Regions from separate parts of the Homo sapiens genome. Here region 2 is linked to region 1. A link is an interaction called in ENCODE POLR2A ChIA-PET data of the cell type or tissue named here. Cell type or tissue: PC-9. All regions are shown on one strand. Links, peaks and the distances in the headings refer to the core of each region. The heading gives the core; the rest is flanking DNA.

Evidence for each region. ChIA-PET counts read pairs that join two places held together with the same protein. Peaks named below come from ENCODE experiments on the same cell type or tissue, not always from the same donor. Only the 100,000 strongest peaks of a DNase experiment are listed, where the experiment ranks them.
Region 2: POLR2A ChIA-PET joins it to region 1 with 6 read pairs; 2 of 35 experiments call an interaction of 5 or more read pairs at or near these places.

What each region holds. Positions count from the first base shown.
Region 1 is chr2:237,221,738-237,232,978 of GRCh38, reverse strand. LOC105373953 (a long non-coding RNA gene) reads right to left here. Exons shown (of 6, transcript XR_924035.3): 2 at 10,711-10,819; 3 at 6,719-6,841. Among named protein-coding and RNA genes, the nearest start is that of COPS8, 140 kb to the right of the region's middle. In PC-9, for the core only: no CTCF peak of the experiment used is centred there; a DNase peak (open chromatin) is centred at 5,128.
Region 2 is chr2:237,450,425-237,461,665 of GRCh38, reverse strand. No RefSeq gene overlaps it. Among named protein-coding and RNA genes, the nearest start is that of MLPH, 31 kb to the left of the region's middle. RefSeq lists enhancers at 963-2,162, 5,777-5,836, 9,379-10,056, 10,057-10,732. In PC-9, for the core only: no CTCF peak of the experiment used is centred there; no DNase peak of the experiment used is centred there; H3K27ac peaks cover 1,298 bases.

The DNA of each region.
Region 1 (11,241 bases), core at 2,248-7,247:
TTAATTCCACTTGTGCTTGTCCCAGTCCAGACCTGCCCCATCTTTCTTTTTTTCTTTTTTTTTTGAGATGGAATCTCACTCTGTTGCCCAGGTTGGAGTGCAGTGGCACGATCTCAGCTCACTGAAACCTCCGCCTCCCGGGTTCAAGTGTTTCTCCTGCCTCAGCCTCCTGAGTAACTGGGATTACAGGTGCACACCATCATGCCTGGATACTTTTTGTATTTTTAGTAGAGACGGGGTTTCACCATGTTGATCAGGCTGGTCTCAAACTCCTGACCTCATGATCCTCCCTCCTTGGCCCATCTTTCTTAGTGCGTAACAGTTATTTCAGCAATGTGCCTGCCTGGGGCATCCTCTCTTTCCTTCTCTTGTCAAACTCACTCTCCATTATTACCCAAATTATTGTTCTAAAACATTTCAATCATTCATTCACTCAACAAATATGTGTTGGTTTTCCATCTCCTCCAACAGCAGCAAAAAGAGACAAAATCTAAACTCCTTGGCTTAGTTTTCTAGAAGGTTCCAAAGCTGACTCATGTCTGTTCCTTTGGCACTTGTTTTCAACCTTCCTTGCTGTGACTCCCTTGAGCCATGTGGTGACAACTAGGCCTTTTCTGTTTTTCAAGTGCCAGTATTTGGGTCAGTAACCCCAAGTGAGAGAGAAGGAAGATGTTTTCTGACCCAGTGCTATTCTTAGACATAGAATGAAAGGCTTCAGTGGCATTGAAACTTGGTAGACACTTGGAAAAAAAAACTTTGACTTGGATGAAGAGTTGGGACTGAGCCTTGCAACTTAAAATAAAAGCATCTGGAGAGGGAGAGGGGAGCGAGGTGTCCTCCAGCTCTCGGGGACAGTTTGTAATGGTGTTACCCTGTGGCCGGCAGAAAGCATCTGGGCTGTCACAAGACTCCAAGCCCACAACCCTCTGGCAAGGGAGGCATTCTGGAAGACTCACATCATGGTCCTTCCTCCATCTGTTGACTTCTTTAGGATTTGAAGCCTGGAGCACTCGGCGGTCTGTCTCATCATCTTGTTCCGACATTGCCATTGTGTTTGCTGTCCTGGAGTCAGGACTCTGGCCGCCTTCCTGGCTGCGCCCCTCACTTGGCTGGAGTGTCAGTCATTTGCTCATCCGTGCTGCTCTGGTGTCTGACTCCACATCTGCTCCCTGCTCTTGCTCCCAGTTTTCCCAGCGTATGTGTTGATAGCCCAGATAGACCCACCCTGTAACAGGGCCAGCAATGGCAGCCTTGGCAACCCATAGTATGATACATTAGTCCCTTATATGAGTCATAACGTTAATTCCAATTGGTGGGCAGAAAATGACAAGTACTTTGGATGCCTTCATAAGACACATTCGTACCAGATAGTGGAAGATAAAACCTACAAAGAGTCAGGAGTCTGTCACATTGATGACATTTTAAGGGGGTTACTAGTCTAGGGCATGCTGTAATCTCTTCCCAGTAAAAAATTGTTGTATCTCACACCCCCTACCACCATCAAAGAGGCAAAAGCTGTGTTTTTCTCTTTGGAATTTGAAAGCCATTTATACTGTGCTGAACACTGCCTTGATCTATGTACTGAGTGGTGGCACTACGGACAAGAGAAGTGTCTTCCCAGCTGAGACAGCCTGAGCAGGGGAAGAGCTGTGAAGGGCCAGGGGTATGGAGTGGGGGTTGGGGCACCCAGAGGAAGATGACAACATGAACCTGAGTGAAGGGCAGAGAAGGGTCAAGGCTGTAGAAGACCCAAGAGCAGGTCACATGGCCAAGGTCAGAGCTGAACGCTCCATGGGTCTTGGCCAGGACAGCTTGTGACACCTGACTGCTAAATGACCTGAGTGTTACCCATGAGACTGCAACATTGTGGGGGCAGACAGCAATGGACTGGGGACAAAAAGGTGGGGTTTTATTGTGATCATGTTAGCAATAAGTCCAGTAACTTCCCTCCCCCAAACACTAGGGCATCCGATAGTGGACAGCTGGTATTTGGTCACCTAAGAACCTTTGGGGTTTCATTTTGGGGCATCACTTCTTCCACATAGGACCTGATTCATCTCTGAGTGGACCCCCAGGTGACTCTACTGATTATCTCTTACTAGCTAAGCCATTGGAACTTCCCTGATTACCCCTCTAAGCCTGATTTTTCAGCTATCTTCCAATTCTGTGAGCCACCTCTATTTTTCCAATAAACTCCTTTTAGGGTTGAGGTAGTCAGAGTCTATTTCTGTTGCTTGTAACCAAATAATCCAAAATGATGAGGACTCCTCTGCCTCTGATCCTCTGGAATCACAATCATCAGGGTGGCATGAGTTTGGAAGGGAGACGGGACAGAAAGGCTCTTTGCCTGGAAGATGCTCCTGGAGATAGCGGCTGATGAGGCTGAGCTCCACCTTCCCTGTGTCCCATCCCGCACTACACCTGGCTGTCACCTGTCTCTAGTTAGGCTCATGCTTCCATGCCTTTTAGGGAGACTGCTGTATCTCCAGAGTGATGGTTTTAGGTGTTCTTGGGCCATTTGATTCCTTGGTGGTACCTCTGGGGTTATTTGGGGAGAGGGGCTGGGGACTGATTAGGCCACCATGCCTCTCTGCCACTTAATCAAAATTGTTCCTCCTCTATCTGTTTTATATATTTTCTTTATAAAATTTTATTTGAAAAATTATATTTTCTCACTAAAAGTTTAAAAGCCACTACTTTAAAGAATTCTTGAGAGTTTTCCCAGATGGAAACTCACAGGATGTCTAGTTCTACTTTGTCACCATCACTGGCTCTCCAGGGCTGACAACCCTCCATTGGCATCTTCTGTGGGCATGGATATTATTTTCTGAAAAATGGGATCCAAGATCTCAATTATACTGGCCATGTACCACCATATGTTCAAGCATGACTCAACTAATGGATAAAGTTAATAAAGTTTAAGTGTTTGCAAAGTTACTGCCAAGGGAGTCAATGAAAAGGAATCACTTCTGGAAGGACATGCAGAGCAAGCTTGGGGAAGTCCAGCACCTGAAGCTGCTGGGTGGTGCGTGTTGCCCAGAACAACTCACGTGAGCCCAGGGTGCCCAAACTCCCACCAATGACAGCAACACAGTGGGCTGCCCTAGCCTCTGCGGTTGCAGCAGCAGAGGCACAAAAATGGCAGTGATTCTGGAGAGGCCAAGATAGGGTGGCAGACAGAGGAAATGAGAAGGCTTTTCAGGCATGTTGAGGCTGCAGGGATTGAGAACCTGAATGATAACCAGAGGAAGTGGGGAGTGGAGAAGTTGATTTTGGAATTGCCAGTGCAAGGCAAGATGAGAACAGGTGAGCCATGTAGGACCAACAAATGCAAAAAATGAGAAAGAAGATTAAACCATAGTCTAAAGAAAGGATGGCTTTGGGATAGTGATTTAAGCAAGGTTCCGGATTAGTGATCTGTAAACACTACAAATAATAGATGTCTTTTTTTTTTCACTTATCTTTTTATACCAGGCACTACATCTGACACCTTACAGCCGTGATCTTATTCCATTCTTGAAAAAATAACGACTGCCACACACACAAAGTACAGGTGACATTAACTCTATCTACAGATTTATTTAAAAAAAAATACAGGCCGGGTGGCGTGGCTCACGCCAGTAATCCCAGCACTTTGGGAGGCCAAGGTGGGCAGATCACGAGGCCAGGAGATTGAGACCATCCTAGCCTACATGGTGCAACCCTGTCTCTACTAAAAAATACAAAAAAAAATTAGCCGGGTGTGGTGGCGGGCACCTGTAGTCCCAGCTACTCGGGAGGCTGAGGCAGGAGAATGGCGTGAACCCGGGAGGCGGAGCTTGCAGTGAGCCGAGATCACACCATTGCACTCCAGCCTGGGCAACAGAGCGAGACTCCGTCTCAAAAAACAACAACAAAAAATACAACCTGGCAACATTCAGTGACTTGCCGAAGGTCACCTTGCTAGTAAGTGGCAAAATCTGATTAGATGCTGATCTTGCTGATTCAAAGGCTCTTACATTTTTACCTTCATGATGAAAATGAAAATTTTAACATTATATAGTGTATTAAAAATTGTTTTAAGTGCTTTTAAAATGTATTAAAAATCCTTCTCACCTAAAGAAAATTACAAATAGCAAGTGAAGTTTCTGCACAAATTATACAAATGATATGTAAAACTTCCGACAAATTGTATTCATCTCATATATTAACTTCCAAAAAATTGAAAAATCCCTATTTTAGCAGCTCTCAAATCATTTACCTTCTCTTCCTCTTACCTGCCACCACTGTATTTGGTACCATCTTCATCTTTGGCTTAGATCACTTGAATGGCCCTCTAATTAGCCTTCCTGCATGATCCTGACCCCTAATACTCCTCGCATCCATAGACAAAGTCATCTTTGAGGAATACTCTACTCAGAGCCCTCCAGAGGTTTCCTGTGGCTCACCGGATAAGTGCTCAAGGTTCTTCACAGTTGGGTTCTTGTTCACTCCGCCAAAGTCTTTTTCCTCATACTCCTCTCCAATCTCTCTGTTCTCTCCGCTTAGCCATTAGCCCACTAGGGCTGGGCTACTTTGAATTCTTAAAAACACCCACCTTCACTTGCCTCCAGCCCTTGGAATCTGCTGTCTCACTTCCCACCATACTCCCTCCTTTTCTCCTGCCTCTTCCCAGGAGTGGTCCTATTCATCCTTCAGGTCTCAGTGGAGAAGCCCCTTTTTAGTTCCCTAGATTAGGATATTACAATCTGAAAGCACTCTGTGCTTCTCCTTCACAGCATTTATACTTGTAATGATTTATTTGATTATTTTCCCAGTTGTCTCCAAGCCTACCATGATGCTTTGCACACAGGAGGACTTAATAAATCTTTGGAAGGAATGCATACTAGCTGGTTACAACACTGTATTGATCTGTCTTAGCCTAAGTTCTTTCGAAAAGAAAACCTGAGAGAAACACTGTTGATCAAAGCTTTCATTGGGAATTATGATCCCAAGAGCAAAGCTAAGGAACAGGGAAAGCATTTCAGCAAAGAAGAGTGAGTCAATGCAAGCTACACTGGCCGCTGAGATGGGAGATTGTGTGTTTAACACCACGATGTCTTCCGAGAAACCACAGAAAATGTGACTCAGAGTCAGTGCTGTGGCGTGGGGTAGGAAACGTTTATTTATTGGTTCCTTTCTCCCATTGTTTAAAGAGCTTTCAAGTGGAGCATTAACTATCCTGCACAACTGAGTCATGTATATGTGGGCACCAAGGGGTTCCTGTGGCATCCCATGCCCTGGCATTATCAGAAGTCACAGGCTGGTAGCCAAGAGACGTGTGAGCAGATCTGAACAAGGCACTGTCAGGGTGCACTCAGATGAAGACTGCACTTGGATGAAGCTGATTAGCCCCACACAAAGCTGCCATCACTTGGTTTCTGGAATTGGAGATGGGTGTGTAAGTGGTGTCTGAGCGTCCACCATCTAGATCACTCATATCATCTGATGCCCTATATTATATCTGGTTCCAGTTCTAAAAATGTTATCTCATTGATTATGAGAACAATATGCCCTCACTCCTCCTTGGAGAGGGGGAGAACTAGTGCAATCTGAGACATAGTGCACTCAAATATGCTGGCCATACCCAATCTCTGTTGACTTAACCCAAGAGGGTTACTGGTATAATGTATGGTGACTGAAACTGCAGATGAGTAAGACCGAACTGATATTCATATCTCCTTTTTCTTTTCCTCAATTTACATTTTCCTACCTTTCAAACACACTTTGCTGGGTCTGGGTTGCTTGCCTGGTTGAGGGACTTAAACTTGTAACCCTGAGGGGTCTGAGCCCTTGTCAAGCAATAGTGGCTGCAATAATCCTTCCACAGTGATTTCTAGGGAATCCTGGAAGCATCAAGGTACACGCAAGTATAGTGCCCAGGTTCCAGACACATCCACCCCTGCCTCCATTGCATGGAATGGTGTTTCTCTAAGTATGGTCTACAGACTTCTGGGGGTTTTCCCGAACAGCCTTTCATGGTTCTGCAAGGTCAAAATTATTTTCACAATAACATTAAGAAAATATTCCATGCAAAAGAATTTCAAATAATTTATGTAGATAGTTCATCCTCCAGGAGGCGGGGCATAACTCTCCACTCATTAAATGTAGGCTGCACATGGTGACTTCTTTTCAAAGGGTGCAGCATGGAAAAGAGAGAAGGTAAGTTTGCACTGTAGAAACCTGACAAACACATTGATCACCTGGCAAACCTGTCAGTTGATCAAAGTCAACATCAACAATAACAAGTCAGGTTGAGGCTGGGCGCAGTGGCTCAGGCCTATAATCCCAGCACTTTGGGAGGCCGAGCAGGTGGATCACCTGAGGTCAGGAGTTTGTGGCCAGCCTAGTCAACATGGTGAAACCCCGTCTCTAATAAACATACAAAAATTAGCCGGGTGTGGTGGTGCACACCTATAATCCCGGCTACTCGGGAGGCTGCGACAGGAGCATCGCGTGAACCCAGGAGGTGAAGGTTGCAGTGAGCCAAGATCGTGCCACTGCACTCCAGCTAGGGCAACAAGAGCAAAACACCATGTCAAAAAAAAAAAAGAAGTTAGGTTGATAGTATCTACCCTTAATATGATGCAGTTAGAATGGTGCTTCTCTTCTGTGGTGTTTCTTCCCCAAAACCCACAAACCCAGTCTAATTCAGAGAAAACATCAACAAGCCCCGATGAAAGAACATTCTACAAGATACCTGACCACTGTTCCTCAACATTGTCAAGGTCACCAAAATCAAGGAAGGTCTGAGAAATGGACAGTCAAGATGAGCCTAAGGAAACATGACAAGGAAGTATCATGTGATATCCTTGACGGGATCCTGAAACAGAAAAAGGACATTGGGTGAAACTCAGCAAATCTGAATAAAGCATGGATTTCAGCTAATGCTAATGGTTGTGACCAAAGTACCATACTAATAAAAGATATTAATCATCAGGGAAATAGAGTGTGGGGTTCATGAAAACTCTGTATGACCTTTGCAATGTTTCTGTAAATCGAGGCTGCAGTTAATACCACTGTAGTGCACACTTGAAATTTGTTAAGAAAAGGGTGGGCGGTGGCGAGTGATAAAAGACCACACATTGGTTACAGTGTACATTGCTTGGGTGATGGGTGCACCAAAATCTCAGAAATCACCACTAAAGAACTTATCCATGTAACCAAACACCACCTGTTCTCCAAAAACCTATTGAAATAAAAAAATTAAAAAGTGATTTAAAAAGTGGATCTTAAATGTACTCAGCAAGCACGCACAAATGGTAGCTACGTGAGGTGATGTGTGTGTCAATTAGCTTGATTGTATCACAAAGTGTACACATATCAAATCATCACATTATACATCTACTTATATAATTTTTGTCAATTATACATTAAAAAATAACAAATATTCCAGAATAAAAAACTTATTTAAAAACTCCACTAAGACATTTTTGCCTTCTCTACTGTGTTGACATTTTCCCTAAGGGTGCAAAAACCATGGTTCCAGCACCTTGGCAGGAACCCAGGCAGTGACATCAAATTCTACCAGGACACCTGAGCTCTCCATTGCCACAGCAGTATTTCATAAATAAATTTTATTTATAAAATCAATAAAATTATTGATTTTATTAAATTTTAACTTTTGAGGACCTGTCCTTTGAATATTCTGAGTGCCAAGATGGGGAGAACACATATGAGACCTCCGTACACCAACTACAAGGGTTATCCCAAAGAAGAGCTCTCATGCATTGTTTGTGTTGTGAGCTGAGCTAGTCTCTTTTTTCATAGAACACCAATTTTCTTTTTTTTTTTTTTTTTAGATGGAGTCTCCCTCTGTCGCCCAGGCTGGAGTGCATTGTGCATTGGTGCGATCTTGACTCACTGCAACTTCCGCCTCCCAGGTTCAAGTGATTCTCCTGCTTCAGCCTCCCGAGTAGCTGGGATTACAGGCGTGTGCCACCATGCCTGGCTACCTTTTGTGTTTTTAGTAGAGATAGGTTTTTGCTGTGTTGGCCAGGCTGGTCTTGAACTCCTGACCTCAAATGATCGCCCGTCTCTGCCTCCCAAAGTGCTGGGATTACATGCGTAAGCCACTGTGCCAAGCCTAGAACGCCATTTTTACTTGAAAGAATAACTGAAAGACAAATTATGGTTGTTCGGACTTAGGTATTTGCCAGAGAGTTGCTAAAAGAATTAATGGTGTGGGCCTGTCACTTCAAGGAAAACAATTGACCATGAAAATTCGAACTTTCAAGCACAGATTAGAACTTTATACAATGGTCACTAACTCAAGTGACACCCTGGAACCCTGAATGAATCTTTGTTGACTGGCACATTTACTTGTAGAACTTATTTTCAACGTCTTAATGTTCCATGTTTTCCTAATAATTATCATCATATTATTCATATCTAAGTGAATTTTTAAAACCACAATTTATGTACATTTTCTATTCCTAGTCTCCAGGTCTAGTGGAGTCTGTTTGCCTGGGTTTGGTGAAAGCAGAAAATAATTTTGTTGCAGGGCAGGGTGAAAAAAACAGAATCTGTCCCAATAGCCTGGAGGGTGTGGAGACTGTCACCGTCCTTCCTGACTGAGGGGAGTTTGATGCCTAAATGAAAGATGCCATGAACATGAACATACGCATGCATGTACCTTTGTAGTCCAGTGATTTATTTTCCTTTGGGTATATACCCAGTAATGGGATTGCTGGGTCAAATGGTATTTCTGGTTCTAGATAAGTGGGAGCTGAGCAATGAGAACACATGGACACAGGGAGGGGAACAACACAGTAGGGCCTGCTGGTGGGTGGGTGGCGGGGAGGCAGAGCATTAGGAAAAATAGCTAATGCATGCTGGGCTTAATACCTAGGTGATGGGTTAATAGGTGCAGCAAACCACCTTGGCACACGTTTACCTATGTAACAAACCTGCACATCCTGCACATGTACCCAGGAACTTAAAATAAAAATACAAATTTTTTATAAAAGAAAGACGCCAGATGGGCTCAGTGATTAAGATGAGGGATTTCTTAGGCAGAGTCTGAGACGGGGGTCTTGTGGAAATGATCTATTGTAGGACCTGTGGGCAGAAAGGGAGTGAAGGAAGCCAAGAAGCCTGGAGAAGGGTGGAGCCAGGCAGGTTCTTGGCTGGGGTCCAGTTTCTGCCTGATCCCCGGGGAAGTTGGGGAGTGTGAATTGCACCACGGAGTGGTCCCACTGTGAGGGAGGGGGCCTGGGCTTTTGTCCTAGTCAGGCTTGGCCCTTGGCTGCCTTGTGTGTGGGAGAGTAATCTTCTGGGCCCAGAAGCTGTTACTGTCCCAAGGGAACTTCTCTGGAAATGGGCAGCTGTGAGCCCTCGGCAGCCAATGCTCACAGACCTAGAGGATGGGGCACCAGCCCAGAGATCTGGGCAGGGAACAGAGAGTATCCACTACAAGGTTTCAGCAGTCCCTGTTTTCTCTGAACAAAAGCCCACAACCCCAGAAGCCAGGATGACTTGGGGCAACCCGTGACACATAAGACCAACACATTCTTCTTAGGGGAATTCCTGCAGGGAATAGTTGAGGTCCTGGCTGCAATTCAAGAATGAGTTGCATCTTGGAGCTCCTTCATGAGGCCAGCCCTTGGGACCAAGAGTTCCTTTCTACCCTCGCCACTTCAAAGCCATCCTGGAAGAGTGCATGTGCATGTGTGTGTGCATGCAAGGTGCGTGGATGCATGTGTGCACATGCATCAGGTAGGCACATGGATGGCTTCTAGTCAAATAAAAAAATCCACACGACTGTATGGAGCTTCTCTGATCCATTTTGGCTGGCTAGATGTGATCATGGATTTTTATGTAAAATACAATTAGTTTTACGTATTGTTGCACAGTTTGGACCTATTAGAAAAGACCATTAAGGCTAAAAATAGAACCAGAAGAAAAAGGGGACTGACAGCAGACAAATCCCCTAACTTAATTCTCTCCGTGTAAGGTAATCTAGAAGGGTATGGAGGGAAATGTTAGGCAGGGGCCACTAGAAGGCAAAGGGATTTTTCTGCCTGGACATCTAAGTTTAAGAAAACATTGCTTGGGGGTGCGCTGGTGACAGCAGCTGCTGTACAAATGCAGCCATCCACCCCGGGTCAGTTTGCTTTTTGATTGATAACTTGGGAGCAGACTCAACACATCTGGACCATACACATCTGGAAAGAGAGTTGCCAAATTAAACATGCACTAACTTCACACTGTCTCCCAGATTGTTTAGTTTTGGGGAAACTGAGGAAGCAGTGGGAAATGGGGGCCCCAGCAGCTTTGTCTGAGCAGTTTGTTTTCCACTGAAAATCCAGGTCCCCAAAGAGGTTTTCAGGTATTTCAGTTTTGAGAACCGTAATATTGGAATACGATTGTTTTGGTGAAACCAACCTGACCGTAAATGAACTTTGCTTTCAAAGTTATCGTATGCCAAGATTCTTATTGTCTAGAGAGTAACGGCATGTAGAATGTTTAATCAATATGTAGTCAAGCCAATCAGTTTCTCATCAGACAAAAATGCTGTGGTAATATTCTGTCTCTGTGGTCTATTATTTTTCTTTACCCAATAAGATAAAAAATCTTTTTTCTTCATGAGCAAAATGGTCATTTCCCCAAGCACGTTATAAACAGGAAATGCACCATCTGCAGTCACTTTTTCTCCCTTGGGTCCGCAAACCACCTGCATTCCAAACTCACCAGGCTGCACTCTGGGACGTTGCCACGCTTGCTAAGGGAAAGTTTGGCTTTCCGTGGGGATGTTTTGTGAAGAGATGACAGCGAGCTCCCAAAGATGCCAATTTCAATACTAAAGAGAAAAAAGAAACATGATCTTTTAAAAGAAACAATATAAATTTCACTAGATACCAACCCTTCAACTGAATAAAATTAGTAAAATTGATCTCCACAGCTAACATTTGCAATCACTGTGCTAAGCAAGTTACTCAGGTTAACTGAGTTCACCTCTACAAGCTCCTATGAGTTAAGTCTGCTTGTTATCCTCCTTTTTGAGATGAGAACCGGAGGCACAGAAGAGGTTATTCAAGCCAGAAGTGGCAGAGAGAGATTTGAACCCAGACAGTCTGACTCCAGCAATGACCTATGTTCCTATTAGGCTCCTAGAGTCAGGGGCACTGGCCCTTATGTGCAGAGAAGGGTGTGGGTCCAGGTTCTCCAGCCAGGTAGACCGTCTCCCCAGCCACTCTCTGGCTGTGTGTTGTGTAGGGCAGC
Region 2 (11,241 bases), core at 2,125-7,124, 230 kb before region 1:
TAAAATGAGTTATCTTTCTCCTTGCCAAGAAAACAGGGGTAGTGGAACTCCCAGGGTCTGCAGTATTGGTGGTCTGCCTTCCATCTTGGTGGGAACATAGGTTGCGTGCCCATGGGCTGGCTTCAGTCCAGGACGCGATATGTGTGGCTCACCTACTGTTTTACAACTTTTGAGTTAGGTACTCGCATGTCAAAATCTGAAAAATTCTCATAAGAAGACAGATATCCAGCTTTTCTTTGAAAACAAAAGATTGGACAACATCAGGCCTGCATGTCTTCATTGTGACAGCTGCGTGCAGCTGAGCGAGTTGAGCACACCCTTTCTAGTTCACCACTGCCTCCACCGCTCCCTATTGTATCACACCCGGCCCACATTCTTCATTTAGATTTCCTGTGTGGTCCCTGAAAACATTTGAATTTAGAACCCTAGATCCATGAGACCACTTCCATTTATAATGAGCACACAACTATCCCTTCAAGTCGATGCTTCCTAAGTATGCTAGCATTCCTAACTATCCCTTCAAGGCGATGCTTCATGAGTTCATCCATGAACTCTCTTTTGGGACTTGCCATATCCATGTGCTAACTCTACTTAGTTAAAACTTTAAAAACGGATTCTCTTAGAGTCAAGGCCTATTTTTCCTGTTTCCTAAGTAGTAATTCCCATAAGACCAAGAGTTTGGTGTGCTTAATAGGTTTTTTTCCCTAACACAAAACAAAACCTGCTTGCAGCTAAACCCTCAGAGATCATCTCTTGCACTCTGGTGACACATGCACCTCCTCCCAGGCAACACGATTTGTGTGCCCAGGAAGACTGACCCTGTCTTATTAGTGTGGCCATCCCTCTCCCCAGATGGCCTTGCCTGAGTTACACTTTACTGATCCTAGGCCATCTATGCTTCTGCTGTGCTAGGCTGCCTTTCTTGTGAATCTCTGAGCCTCAGAGCATGTAGAGTGGCCTCTGAAGTCCCCACAACTCCAAGAGCTGCCTGGTTCTTGCCCTTCCTGAGTCCTGGTTCTTCGACGCTTCCTTGGATTCAGGACATCCTCAGTTTGCTTAAGTTTGCTCAAGTTCATTTCTGTTATTTGTACACAGAAACCTTTAACAAGTTCAAGGTATAAGTCGTTCATCATGGATGGGGTGTGTGGTGGGAGGTAGGAACACGGCTGGAGGGGTAGACAGAGGCTAGGGATGAGAGGGTCTTCTGTGTCACACTTAAGGATTTGATGGTCAGTGTCATTGACAGAGTATTAATAATTCCCTCTCTCAAGAAACCAATAACTTGTAGGAATCATCGTGTTATGCCAACAATGGAAATAGGAATAAGAACAACAGCAGCAACAATAACAACACCCACATTTAGCAAGCATGTACCATGAGTCCGGCACACACATCATCTCATTTAATGGTCATAAGAACACCTTGAGGAAGCTACACTGACTCTGGCTGTTTCATGGGTGAGAAAAATGATATTCAGAGAAGTTAAGCTACACGAGTAATGCCCCACAGCTATAAGTGATGGAGTCAGTGCCCAACCCCAGGTCCATTTGACACCGATGTCCACACTCTTCATGACTTGCTGTTTGCAGGCATTTGATGCTGAGTCATTTCCTGTCTTTTGGTTAGTGAATCCCAGTCCCTTCCACCTTCACTTATAGGTCAAGTGGCTTTGTTATTCTTGGATTTCCCTCTGGGTTCTCCACCTTTGCTCTAATATAGCATCCTGAATTAGGCACAGTGTTGTGAAAAGGGCATACAAACTGACTTGACCAATGTGGCCAATTTTGGCTCCCACAAAGATGCTGTGTGTTCTCCTTCTTCACTAGGTGGGAACCAGCAGTTACTCAAGCAGCCTCCACCCTTCAGAGGAATGAATTCCTCTCCATTCCGGCCAACACCACAGAATACTCTGGAAACAAGATGAGAGGCTGGTGTTCTGATGTTACTAAGCCCTCGTTTTCTGGCTCAGTAATGCCCACTGACTTTTAGAGCTGGAAGGGCCCTGTACATGATGTATTCTCCAAACTCATCCTAGAGCAAGCAAGAAGGTGGGTTGGTCCTGCTGTCCTCCACGGGAGGCTGTCCCAGTTTACACTCCCACCAACAGAGTATGGGAATCTCTGCATATGCTGCGTTCGTCCCACAGAGGAAATAGATGAGGGAGCAGAGACACTTAAGGCCAACCAAATAGTCATCCACTCCTCTAACTTCCAAGCCTTCCTTGTCGTCAAGTGGGGATCACATGGTCATTCTGGTCAATGGAATGTGAGTGGAAGTGATATGTCACTTCTGGACAGAGGCATTTGAAAGTCATTGTACTTCCTCCAGCTCTCTCTCTTTGCCTCTGCTATGATGCCTTTGGAGACCACAGGATCCAAATGATGCTAGCTGTAAGATGGAGGAGGCCACTGGCCTGCCCAGAACTAACTTGAATGAGTATGGTAGCTGGTCTTCAAAGAGTGCCTCAATGAACCACATCTCTTGATATTCACAGCCTTGTATCATGCCCTCCTGTGTTGAATCTGAGCTGGTCCTCTGACTCCCTTGAAGCAATGGAATATGGCAAAAGGGGTGCTGTGCCAGTTATGGATCCAAGATGGATCCAAGCCCTAAGAAGACCTGGTAACTTTCACTTTTGGGAGCCTTAATCTGCCTCGTATGAAGTGTGGCTGAACTTACCAATTTGGAAGGGAGAAGCCCTGAGAGTACATGAAGAGAGAAGATGCTCAGCTATCTTAGTGTTCTTGCCATCTCTGTCAAGGTACCAAGTGTGTGAGTGAACCATCTTGGATTTTCCAGCCCAGCTGAGGTCTTAGGGGACTGCCTTACCAGCCAACATCCTGTGGAGCAGAAGAACCACAGAGCAGAACCTGCCTAACCCACAGAATCATGAGACATAATAGAATGGTGGTTGTTTTGTCCCAGTAAATCTTAGAATGTTTTGCTTATAGCAATAGACAACCAATGCAGTGAGAGAGTAGCTGGTGACATCTTGGCTACTATGACTTGGCAGTTTGTTGGGGCTGTTAGTGTCTATTTCCTTGAGGTAGCAGGTGACTAGTGCATTATATCGATCAAGAGATAGCCTTGAGCTCAGGCAAAGGTATAAAGACTGGGAGAATGTGCAGACACAACAGTTGCTCTCCTCATTTCCTGATTGAGTAGAAAAGGAGACTGAGAGCAGAGAAGTGACAGTGACTTTGAGAGTCCCAGCCTGTGACCATGAGAGGATTTATGGTTTTTAATGAGGGCTGGGGACCCAGGAACAGGAGTAGGTCTGCTTGAGGTAAGAAACAAGAAAAAGAGGGCATTCGAGTTTTGGATTTAAGGTGCTGATGGGCTCTCAATAGGAAAGTAACCATCAGGTAGAGGGAATTTAACTTTGCTGCTCAGACAAGAGGCCAAGGCTGGATATAAGAGGGGAAGTGAGAGCTGACTCCATGAGAGAATGACACCCATGGAGAGGGTGGAGGGAAAGGGAGAAGACAGAGGGATAGTCATGGAGAATGCTTCCATGGAACTGGCACCTGGGGAGCTAGCAATCAGGGAGGGAGACCAAAGAAGAGCTGAGACAAAGAGATGATTCCTCAGAGCCTGGGGTCAGAATTTTACTTAGTGAGAGGGAGTCAGTGGTATCAAAGCCTGTGGTAGTGCTAAGAGGGGCACTGACAGCAGAACCCCAGACTCAAGCCAGAGGCGATGGTGAGCAAAAAGTATTAGATCTTCATCTGTCCATCTGTCTATCCCTTCATTTGTCCATTCATTCACCCATTCACCCATTTACCCATTCACCCATCCACCCATCCATCCACCCATTCACCCACCCACTCATTCACCCATTCACTCATCCACCCATCCAACCACCCAGCCACCCAGCCACCCATCCACCCATTCACCCACCCACTCATTCACCCATTCACTCATCCACCCATCCATCCACCCATCCAACCCATCCACCCATTCACCCACTCATCCGTCCATCTATCCATCCATCCATTCATATATCCATCCATCCATCCATCCATCCATATATCCACCCATCCATCCATCCATTCATCCATCCATCCATCCACCCACCCATCAATCCATCCATCCATCCATCCATCCATTCATCCATCCATCCATCCACCCACCCATCAATCCATCCAATAAATCCTTGTCAGAGCCTGCCATGGGCCAGGAATGGGAATCGTATTAGGGTGCAAAGTAGATGTGGTTCTGTCCTTTGTTGAGAACATTTAATGGTTCCCCTCAAACCCTAAGATGCTCAGATTTCATGCTAAGTTCCCTCCTGCATATGAAAGGCAACAGTAAAGATAATAACCACCATTTGTAGAGCACTTGTTTGGGACCAACTACCATTCCTTGTGTGTTATATACATTGTACAACTTTATCCCCCCCACAACAGCAACATAAGGCGGAGACTATTTGGAGGTGAGGTGACAGAGTTGAGAGGTGACTGAGGCCAAGACATGGTGAGCATCTGATCAGAGCATGAGGTGGCCTTGGGAGTCACACTCATATTGTGGGTCTCCAAAGCTGATGGCCACTGCCTCATGTTCCTGTGAGTGCCTTACACCATCACCAGGCCCTCCTCACTGCCATTCACTGACAGGAGAAAGGGGCTCCCTTGTCCTGATCTGGACATCAGAATTTAACTTCTTAGGGAAGCAAAGCTATAGATGATGTTGAGGGGAACTGGAAAGGTGAAAATGGTAGTACATTTCAGATACTTTATTGAAGAAAGAGACATCTATGGGTTAACTTTATGACCAATGCACATAGTTTCTATGGGAAAATGAGTTTCAAACTCCAAACGACTGACTTGAAAACACAGTCCTGGAACTCAGCCTGCGTATAAATCAGGGTCTGTCTGTAACTGTAAAAATTGTTTATTTTGAAAGTGGACCTAACTGGGCTTTCCTTTCCTCACTCTTGTTCTTTCTCTTACGTTTTTTCTTTTCGTTATGCTATGCAAAGATCCCCAGACTTCCTCTTCTAGCTAATTGGCAAAAACCACATTGTCCCCTAGCTGAGTATACATTTTTGTAAATACCCCCTAGAGGTTCATTTCATCATGATGGAAAATGTAATTCTGTTTTCCTAAGTGACGGGATGTGTTTATCCAGGGACTCCAAGTGGGCTCGGGTGCTGGGGCCAGATGGCTCCAGATGTCCTCAGTGTAACCTGAGGAGCTGAGCCCGAAGGACCTCCCTGAGCCATGTGATGTGCAGTGAGGGCCAGTGTAGACAGAGCTGTCCACATGGTCCACATGGTTCTGCTCCATGGAGGCCTGAGATGGTGTTGCAGGCGGGGGAGGGCTTGCTCCCGCTGGAGCGGTGGTGGGGCCCTCCCAGCCAGATGTGAGTCATGCCTATGTTTAGCATTCCACTCACCCAGGTGGGCCCGGTGCCACCCAACTGCTCTCCAGATTCTATGTCTCTATTTCCAGTGTCGGAGGGCTAGACCAGTCAGGGATTTGGTGGCATTTTCCAGCCAATCCTTCTGTACGTGTGACTCTTAGCAGGGTTGGCAATGGAAAGAAGGAAAATTAGCCATTTTGGGAACTGGTGACATTATGAGAGTGACATTTGTTTTATGGCTCTCAGGGCTCAGTAAGCCAGGGGCTGGAGTAGGGATGAGAAGTAGCTGTGCACTTGCCACCACCCCAACTCTTCTACAGGGACAGAGGTGACTGACTGGTCACGATGCTCTTTCTTCCCTGTGTGTGAACACAGCTTCAGAAAGCACCATGGTCAATTAGACACGTCTGTCTCTGAGGGGTGGTGAGGAAATCCCCATGGCCACGCACTGCGAATGTGCCATCCTGGGTTGATGGGTGTTGAGACATGATTTACTTATTGTACAGAATTTACTTATCTCTGCCTTCTTGGCAGCAGTTTGTTAGTATGGACAGAATATCTTAATTTGGGGCTCCTCAGAAGCAGACTGAGACAAGAATTTGCGTTCAAATTTATTTGGGAGGTGATCCCAGGAGGACCTGAAAGTGGTCCAGTGAGACAGGGTGTGCAAACAGGCAGGTGGCCACTGTGGCCTGCTAGGGCTCAGTCTCATTGTGGAACTCATGGGGACTGGGTAGAGCATGGCCCAGAGTCGTCCCTCCCTAGGGCTGAGGAAGCGGGAGTCCCCATCTCCAGCCTGTCACTGAGTGAGGCTCCTGTGGCTGAGTAGCACCCTGGTGCTTTTGTCCTGTCTGCCTGGGGGCCATGCATGCTTCTGTGTCCAGAGAGAGCTCTCAGACTGAGCTGCAGGGGAGCCGGTGGGAAGCTAGGGAGAGGAGTTCCGGGTTCTGGGTGGGACACAAGAGTGTCTGCTATGGAAGGCCATTCATGACAGTGTCATGAAGTGGAGAGAGCACCCACTCTGGACTGCAAGAACTGGTTCATACCCCTGCCTCGCTGTGCCACAGTGGACAAGCCACTCAACCTCTCTGGCAGCTGTAATCCCTGCCCTGTTACCTCAAGGGGCTGCTGTGAAAATGTCACCAAACCAAACTTGGGATCTGCTCACCCAGGGCAGTAAGGCCACATGTCCACACTGAGGTTTTGCAGTGGGAGAACAGAGGGCGTTTATTTGCAGGACACCAAGCAAGGAGAATCAGACAGCTCACACTTAAGACCCTATGTCCTCAATGGCTTACAAGCAAGGGCTTTTAAAGGCAGGGGTAAATTTCAGGAAAGCAGAAATTACAGGCAAAATTGTAAATCAATACATGGAGGTTGATATGGTTTGGCTGTGTCCCCACCCAAATCTCATCTTGAATTCTAGATCCCACAATTCCCACATGTTGTGGGAGGGACCTGGTGGGAGGTAATTGAATCATGGGGGTGGGTCTTTCCTGTGCTGTTCTCATGATAGTGAATAAGTCTCACGAGATCTGATGGTTTTATAAAGGGGAGTTTCCCTGCACAAGTTCTCTCTCTTTACCTGCCACCACCCATGTAAGACGTGGCTTTGCTCCTCCTTGCCTTCCACCATGATTGTGAGGCCTCCCAGCCATGTGGAACTGTGAGTCCATTAAACCTCTCTCCTTAATAAATTACTCGGTCTCAGGTATGTGTTTATTAGTAGTGTGAGAATGGACTAATACAGAGGTTATACATTGGTTTGCCCTAAAAAGATGAATATCTTGAAACCTGGGGGCTTACAGTTCCTATAGGTGCATTCAAAAACTCTCTCATTTGCAACTGGTTAAGGAAGTGAAGCTTTGCCTAAAACCTTGGGGTCAGCAGAAAGGAACATTATGATCTGGCCCGTGGTCATGACTTTCTCCAGGTCTCTGTGGACAGAGTTCAGTCCTCACCTCCCCTCTTATCTGAGGCTGCATGCCAGCAGATCGATTTTGTGGGGATTTGGGCTTCTGAAAAAATAACTCAGAGACCTATGTTAAGATGCTGTCTTGATAGGAATCATACACCTTGTGGCTCTAAGTTTCTTGGTTATTGTTTTAAGTTGTTGTTACCTTCTTGCTCATCAGGTTGCTTATTTACTTCTGAGGGCCAGCTAGGTGCCTGCAAATTCCCTTGAAGGAACTCAAGATTTTCTTTTATTTCCATGCTTGGAGACACCTGGCAGACCCCTAAGAGGTGTCCCTGCTCTGTCTCAAGAATGAAATGAAGTAATGTCTATGAAAATGCTTTGTTAATTTTAGAGATCTCTGTAAACGTCTGGGTGAAGATAAATTTTGGCTGCCTGTTTAACTCCAGGGAAATGCTAATTATGATCTCTTACTTCCCACCTGCCACACAGGTGGCACATGGCCCAGCCTGGCCCAGTGGAGTGTTCCCTCCTCCCGACTGCAGTGGTCAGCTCAAGAGGAGCACGTGACCCATGCAGGGCCAACCAGGCTCTCCCTTGGGATGGATATGTGGGTCCTGGGAGACAGAAGACCTCTGTCCTTGCTGTAGGAGGCTGTAAGTATGGGGTTGCTGGTGGTCACTGTGTCACACTAGGGAGGCCTCCCTGGAGAATAAATCAAGGAGAGCCATGCAGGGCTGACTGGCAGAGAGAAAGACAGAGAGAGTCAGAGAGAGAGAGAAAGAAAGAGTGAGAAAGAGAGAGAGAGAAAGAGAGAGAACCCTAGCACAACCTTCACTGGGTCCCTGGTCCAGCTGTCACCAAATTTGGCACCATTCTCGAACTGTCCTGCTGGGTGAGTCTTTTTGCTTTCATCCATTCGAGCTGGGGTTTCTGTGATTCATGGCGGGAACCCTGTTAACTGAGGATAGAGACATTTGGAAGTGATGGGGAGCCTGCTGCACAGGTGCTGGGTTATATTTGCTGCTATTGAGGGATCTTAAGGCAGCTACTGCCTGGCCTGCATCAGGTGTGGAGTGGCTAGGGGTCCCACATTGACCAGATTTGCTCCAGGCACAGTGGGGATGCCCTTTCAACTTGTTGGCCAGGATTCTCCCCTCCCACCCCATCCCTGAGGGGCCATATCTACTTGGCCCCTGACCTACCCTTGGGCAGGTTCCTCAAGGCCCTTCCACTTTCCCTGCAGGGCCTCAAGGTTACTCAGTCTTGCTGGTGTCTGTGATTCACTCCCAGTTTTGAGGAAGAACTAGTGCCTGCTGTTGACTTAACAGGCAGCCTCTCTCTGGGGATGCATTCTCAGCTTTGTCGTAGAATCTGGTTTTCTTAGATTTTCCTCCCCAAGTATCTCCAGTTGGGGAGGACAGTGAATGAGCAGCCCAGACACCAGGGGTCGGGCTCGGTGGGCTGGGTGAAATCTCTCCACTGTCTTGACATTCATCCATAACAAGCAAGTGAAATTTGCTTTCTATGACATAATCTATCACCATTTTACTTACCATCAAATAATGTTTTCAATGACTTTAGTCTGCCACCCTCAACTTGGAGTTTAGCAACATTCCAGAGCGACGGGCGAGGTTTAGCCTGTGACCTCTCACCCTTCCTAGTTATGCTGGGGTACAAGGACCCTAGTGCCACACGCAGGGCCCATGTGAAAGGGCTAAACTGGGGTGGGGTCCCCGTGCCCTGGACGGTGTGTCCTGCCTCTCACTCCCTGCTCGTGCCTTTCCTCTCTCTTCTCCTGCTGCCATCTGATGTGCCTTCCTTCCGTCTCCTCTCAGAGGACACACTCCCCTTGGGGCCGTCTCAGGCACCAGCATCTCCCTCAGAATGTCCTAGTTTTCCTAAGGAGCCCTTACCCACATTCCCTCCGCCGCTGTCACGGGCATTGAGCTGTGGCCTGGCCATCTTTGGGGCCCAAGTTCCCGGGGAAAGGAAGGATGCAAGGTGTTGAATGCACCTCTGTCCCTGCAGCACAGAGCAGCCTGCTTGGCACATACATAGTAAGTGCTCACTAAGTGAGGCTGAGCGCCACTCCCTACGGGCCACCTCCCTCTCTCCTTTCTCTGCGTGGGACTGGTTTTCCTTTGTGATCCGAGAGGAAGCAGTTTGAAAAGGCCTTAGGGGAGAGAACCTCCCCGAGCATGGCCAGCAGGAACTGGGATGCTCAGGGGGAGATGGAACCAGCCATGTGAACTTGCCATTAACTCTGGGGAAGAGGTGGGGGTGGTGCAGTCCAAGAGCCTTGAGTGGGCTGTGTTTGGCGTGATGGTTCCCAGCTGTTTTTCATTTTCGCAGGGGACTGAAGAGGAAATGGGTCTCAGCTGCAGCAGGAAGGGTCTTGCATTTCAAAAGTAAGGGAGACGCTGTCATTCCAGAGACAGATTCTGGATGGGGCCCAAAATGCAGAGATGCATCTTTAGGGCCATATGATGTGGCTCTGGAGAGAGGGGTCAGGAGCCCCAGGGGTGCCGGAAGGAGCATGGTGCCTTATCCTCCGGCGGGAGTGAAGGAAAGTCAGCTCCGTCTTTCTCCCCACATGCCTCCCCGACTGGACCAGCAGAGGGGGCCTGCGTGGTGAGAGGGTGGTGATAGCAGGACATGCTAGTTTGGGCAGAGGTTTGGCCGGTTCCTTTTTTTGTTATGGAGGGCTTGTGTGTGCCTCCAAGGAGCTGCAGCGGCCACAGCGGGACTGGATGATGCCAGAAGAAACAGCCGTGGACTTGCTAAGGGTTCATCCGGGGCCCAGGGGAGCTCAGATTTTCTTTTGCGATGCGTGCTGTAGGGCTGCGTGCATCCCCGCATAGCAGGGTGAGCTAAGCACTCCACAGGTTCCTCGTGTCATTTGCCACAGCTCTGTGCGCTGTGCACGAACTTTGACGCAAATTTGCCGAACTGATTTTTGACAAAGGTGCAAAAGTCATCTTGTCAACAAATGGCGACGGAGCTCATGGCCATCTGCCGGCAAAAGAATAAACAGGCAATCTTATACAACATTAACTCAACAGGGATCATGAACTCGAATGCCAGGCATAAAGCTGTGAAGTGCTTAGGAAAAGCACAGGAGAGAATCTTTGGGAACCAGGAGGAGGTGAAGAGTTCTTGGACTTGGAATCAGAAGCACAACCCATAAAGTGAAAAAGTGATAAAGTGGGCTTCATCAAAATTAACAGCTTTTGCTCTGGAAAGACACTGTTTAAAAAAAATGAAAAGAACAGCTTCAGAGAAGGAGAAAACATTTGCAGATGGAAGATCCGACAAAGGACTAGTAACCAGAACATGGAAAGAACTCTCCATGCAGAATGTCGGTGGAGTGACCTCCCTAGAGGGCTGGGATGCCAGGCACTGCCCCTTCCTCTAGAACATTCTGCAGTGAAGGAAACATTTGCCGGCCCTGTTCACGGTGGTGGCCACCAGCCACATGTGCCTCTCCTCCCTGGTCACTGGGATTCGTCGAAGGTGGGCATGCAGCGCAGGCTGGCCCCTTACAGCACCTCCTTTTGCTGCCCTGTGGCCTTGGCCTGAGACCCAGGGTGGGGAGGTCCGTGCCCACCTGGCTGGGCATCACCACCTCCCATGCAGCTTGTGTGCCAGGCCGGGCAGCCCGGCGCCTTGCACCATTGGCCTTACTGCTGTGCTGCTGTTGTGCGTAGTTGGGGTGGACGAGCTGAACTGAGGAAAGGGTGAGGAGTGTGTGGGTGTTGAAAAGGTACTCGGCTCCTCGTCTCTCAGATGTGGGCTTTATCCCTCCCTCTGCAGGATGCGGAACGGGCTTGCTGGCCAGTCAGTCAGCCCCTGACCCGTGATTACAGCCAGACACCCCCTGGGGTCTGTTCAACGGTCGTTTATGCTTTTTCCCAACACCATGATGCCTGCTTTAAGAAAATGTTTTCAGCAAAAATGTA